Linked DNA regions of Mus musculus: region 2 is linked to region 1. A link is a loop called in an ENCODE intact Hi-C map of the cell type or tissue named here. Cell type or tissue: left cerebral cortex. All regions are shown on one strand.

Region 1 (2,500 bases):
GTTTGAGCAAGTTAAAAGCCTGCATTCTGATTTCCTCCATATTATCTTCTGGGGAGGGGGAGAGCATGGCGGGGGAGGCGGAGGAAGGATGCATTTTCCCAAGTTTTCAGCTAAAAGTCAGTCAGCCCAAGGCCCACTCAGGTACCAGTTACTGAGGGGCCTGGGACTGCCTCAAGTTTCTTGACTAGAAAGACTTAGACACGGGACGCGAGGGTGCCAGAGAGCTGGAGGCGTCCAGTCCCTGTGTTGTTTCCCGGTGCTTCCAGTCACTGTTCTGCAGGGCTTTGAGGCACCATGGAAGCCATAGGAAGCTGTGGATGACAGGATGGAGTCCTTAGATCTAGAATAGGCTCCTTGGTCTGGGAGCCAACACCAATCCTGGCTCTGCCATCTTCCACATGGTGGGGGAGTACAAGCCAAGGCTTTTGCAGGAGTCCATTTTCTTATGTAACCAATGGGGGTTAGTGAAAAAACCCATTGAGTCAGCTAATGCATATGTGACCCTGAGGAGGAACCTGTGCTCAGAGAGCATCAACTGCACAGAAGAGGAGAAGGGAAACCATGTTCCATGAATACAGAGCTCTGCCTGGAGTGGCAGGACAGGGACAGGGAAATGCTGCCCCAGATGACAGGGATGGGAAACACAAATAAATGGTTTGAAGGGGGAGCCTGATTATAGAGCAAGCAGGTGGTGTGCCCCACATCACCATCCCAAGATATGAGTGGTTCAAAGATAGGGTGATGCTGACATTTGTGACACACACACACACACATACACACACGTACACAGGCACACAATGAGCATTCTTTTATTCTGACAGTGGAAGGTGTTCTGTCCCTTGTGATGAGAAAGTTAGCAAGCGAAGTTCTCAAGGATGCATCTGCAGTGCCAAGGCAGTGGCGACCTGAAAGGAAACCACGAACTAGCTCAGCTCTGAAATAAAAATCTTCCCCACAGGTGTCCTCTGGCTCATCTGCAGACTCCTCCCTGCCTGAGGTGAGAGTCATCTGGGAGGGTGGGCCTTCTACAAATCAGCCCTTAGCAGCAAAACGGAAGTGAGAATTTAACAGGACAGGGCGTTTCCTACTTCCCATCCAAGACCATCCTCACTCTTTGCAGTATCCACCACCATCTAATCATCCCACGAACTTGGTTGGACCTGCCTCAACTTGCCTTCTCATGGTGTGCTAGCATGAGAACTGAAGGGCGCACCAGTCAGACGGTCTGGGGTGCATCTCCCGTCCCCCTGCATGGTCAGCTTGTGTCCCCAAAGTTGGCTGCCACCAGCCACAGAGTGAAGAGCCCAGTGAACAGGCATTCCTGGGAAAAGTGCTCACCAACATCCCAGAAAAAAAAAAAAATTGTTTGGCCATAGGTGTCGTCAGACTTCAGGCTCCCTTTAGTCTTTCAAACACTCATGAAGTTTGTCCAGAAGACTTGTCCAGCTTGTAAGGATACAAAAAACCCACACTCCTTGAGTTCTTGATGGTGTGTTCTTTAAATAGCACCTCTCACATCTTCCTATATACTTTAAAGATATATTTTTAAAAGTGTCTGTGTGAGTGTATGCACTTCATGGGTGTTTCTGGGGTAAGTGGACCGTGCCGCCAGACAGAAGAACTGGTAAGATTGAGCCAGCCTAAACTCCAGGAAATCTCAGAATTGAGAATGGTAGGCGTAAGCCCAGGTCCCTGCCAAACTACCTGATCTGGAACACTTAACCATGACACCCCACTGAGAGGACCATGACAATTGGTCATACAGCAAAGAACCTGGACTTCTCCATGCTAAGGAGGTGTCTGGATAGGCCCTGAGTGATTAGCCAATGACCTTCCTTTCCTGGACATTCATATTCAATCTCTGCTTCACCCTGAGTAAGATGTACGCATTTACATCCGACATCAAATAAAGCAGTTTGGACGAGCAAGGACCACTCCTTCAGCAAGGATAGTGTGTGTTTGGTGGGGTGTGGGGGGAGCTTTGTCATAAAGAGCCCCACCCAAATCTCCCAGAGCAGACCTTCTCTCTTCCAGCCCCTCTGCACTCACTCGGATCCAGACTGGACTCCACCCCTGTCCTGTGCTCAGCCTGGAGCGTGTCCCCTCCTGCCTGGAGTGTAGGGAAAACGCAGGCCTCCTGACCCTGTTCCCACCTCCCATGGTCCCAGCCGAATGGGTACACAGGAGGTCTGAAACCACAGCATCAGCCCAGACGCTGCTGTTTTCTCACCTGGGAAAACTTGGTCTGGGACCTCATCATGGACTGTGTTCTGCCTCCCCTGAGTGGTTTGCCGGAGGTGCTCAGGCACCCCAGTGTTGAGGCAGACACAGTCCACAGCCTGACAGGTGTGGATGCCTACAGAGGCCAGGAGGTCCCCCGGAATTGGAGTTAGAAGCCATTGTGAGCAATCTGATGTGGGCGCTGGGAACTGAACGCCATCCTCTAGAAGAGCAGCACGTGCTCTTAACTGTTAAGCCATCTCTTCTGTCCAGCCATATG
Region 2 (2,500 bases), 130 kb before region 1:
TTACATCATCATAACTATACAGAAGACAAGAAGTAGGTTACTGATTTTGATAAGACAGGAATTGCAAAACACTCAGACCACAGTCAGATCTCAGTGTGTGTGTGTACTCTGACGCATGCACGTGTTTGATGGATGGAGTCAAGGTGCCACCACCATACACAAGAGGGCAGAACCGCCCCCAGCCATCAAAAGCTACTTCATGCCCCATTCCCTTCATTCCTTTCTGTCTGAGCTCTGTCTCCCATTAGCCCAGGAAACTACCAAACAGAAACCCCTCTATACATCTGTCATTGTGAGAGTGTTATAGGATGCGGAGTACAGAGTAGGTCGCTTGTGAGGTCAGCTTTTCCCACACAGTTTAGGGTCCTTTTGGTCAATGCAAAGTATTGCAAATAGCAACATGTCCCTTTTCCTTGTTTTGAACTAGTATTGTGCTGTAGAGATGTGTCCCTGCAATGACAGTTTCTGTGATTTGCCCATGAGTGTGCGTGTGCACATAAGTTTTCACTGCTCTGGGCTGAATGTAGTAACTTCGCCACAATGACGGCAGGGGCATGTTCAGATTTATAAGGCGTTATGATGCTAAAGAGCGGGGGATCTCCAGCGTCGCTGTGTCATCTAACGGTGTAATTAGCTGTGAACACAAATTCCAGTTGCTCCAAAGTTCCTCAGCAGAGCTTTAGCTTCCATTGTCCTCAGCCAAGAGCTGCTAGAAGTCTAGAAGTTCAGAACACTGTGGGGCCCCAGAGATTATGCAGTCCAGCCCGAGGCTGTAGAAAAAGCAACCAGGATGCCAAGAAGGGCACCGGCCGACATCTCCCCTGCACTTCAATTTTCTGTGATTTTTTTTTTACTGTTTTTTTTTCCTCCCTGCCCAAAGGCAGGCAGAGCTGCACAGTCTCTGCAGTCTTGTCAAAGGTTAGACCAGACCTAAGCGCCTTTCAAAGCCTCAGAAAAAGTCTTACCCAGGAAATTTGACCTTGTGCTCTGTAGCTTCGTCACAGGAGCCAGGCTGCAGCCACACATTCAGATTCCCATCAGCCTCTGACTGCTAAAGCCACACAGTATCAGCTGCTCTCGGGAATTACTAATGGTCTAAGGTTCAGATTCAATCAGAATTTATAGCCTGCAGCTGTCAGTCATAGGTTCATCCATGTCTGTCTGTCTGTCTGCTGTCCTGTCAACAGTTCTTCCAGCCCTCAGCTCTTCCAGGCTCTGAGTGTCTACAGAGTGCCAGGCACTTTAGAAGGCTCTGGTCCATGCTGTATCTGCAGTTAGGGTCAGAGAACGCCACCTGCCAGATGAGAAAGAAATGGCCTTGAAAGTCAGAATCCCTGGGGATTCCTAACCCAAGGTCTTCTTGGAAGTCTGGCCTAGGTCATTCTTTCATACAGCTCCTGAGCACAAACTCTGCCATATGCTGCTCCTTTGACTCGAACAGCTTTCCTTCATTTCTGAGTTTAGATGGCAGCTTGAGTCCCTTTCTGGGTTTTGTACCTGTAATGTGAGTGTCTGCCACCAGGGGGTGCCAGAGAAGTGACTTAGTCATAGACAGGCCAAGACCCTTCTTGCGGATTTGTCCTTTCTGTGTCCACGATTTGGGTTCACTTGCAGCATTTCTGGTACACGGAGCTCCTTATGAAGATAGCAGACGTCCCTGCCTCACTGGGGATCACTGACGCCATCTGACGTCTTTGTGAAAGGGGCACACATCAAAAGAGTAAAGGAAGCTAACAACACAGAATCTTCTCCAGCTGGTTTACAGAAGTGTCCCAAAGCCATACTCGTGCGGAGTGACCTAAGAGCCATTCAGTTCCCCGTGCAGATGAAGTTAAGTCATATAGTAGCTTTATTTAACGGCAGGTTCGTTTGGTCGCTTTTGAGGGTTGCTGCAATTTTGTTCTGAGTGTCAGTGCACAATTCCTACCGATTTCCTTCTGTGTGCCAGAGAACACTCACCCTTTCCTTCTCCAGGACCGTAATGTGGGAGCAGCAAACAATGGTTTGTGGGTTCCTGGAGGGCAATGTCTCATGATTCTTTCTCCTGATTCGGAAGCTTCCTATATAGGAACTTTTGTCCAAAGTCTTTGGATTTCAGACGTTGAGATCAATATATGCTAGGTTTGCCTGGGAACTTTTTCGTGTGGGGTCCTGATGAGTCCCTTGGTCCCAATGAGATGGTTTACCATCTCTCTTAGCTTAAAGCTCTTAACTTTTTAAGTCTGAGCAAAACCCCTGCGTTGATTGAAGGTTAAAGGATTCAGCTTCAGTCTCTGTGGCAGGTTTCAACTTGAAACGGATCTTAAGCTCAGATCTGCCAGCCCTCCCTCCCTCCCTCCCCACCTCCCTCCCTCCCTCTCCCTCTCTCTCCTGCCCTCCTTCCCTTTCAGCAAAGCTATAAGTGAAACTCATCTCCCTTTGCATCCCCAAACCCATCTAACAGACTCTTAATATGGGCACTTTCCACCACAGTGTTTTGACACCAACGTATTGTGTCTGT

Evidence for each region. Peaks named below come from ENCODE experiments on the same cell type or tissue, not always from the same donor. Only the 100,000 strongest peaks of a DNase experiment are listed, where the experiment ranks them.
Region 2: it touches region 1 in a loop (3-fold over the local background); 4 of 42 quality-filtered maps call a loop at or near these places.

What each region holds. Positions count from the first base shown.
Region 1 is chr16:92,154,585-92,157,084 of GRCm38, reverse strand. All of the region lies in intron 1 of Gm41496 (a long non-coding RNA gene), which reads right to left. Gm41495 (a long non-coding RNA gene) reads right to left here. Exons shown (of 2, transcript XR_876254.2): 1 at 2,231-2,500; 2 at 794-905. Among named protein-coding and RNA genes, the nearest start is that of Gm41495, 2.8 kb to the right of the region's middle. In left cerebral cortex, no CTCF peak of the experiment used is centred here; a DNase peak (open chromatin) is centred at 1,555.
Region 2 is chr16:92,285,823-92,288,322 of GRCm38, reverse strand. No RefSeq gene overlaps it. Among named protein-coding and RNA genes, the nearest start is that of Kcne2, 5.3 kb to the left of the region's middle. In left cerebral cortex, a CTCF peak has its summit at 1,519 (motif pointing right); a DNase peak (open chromatin) is centred at 1,528.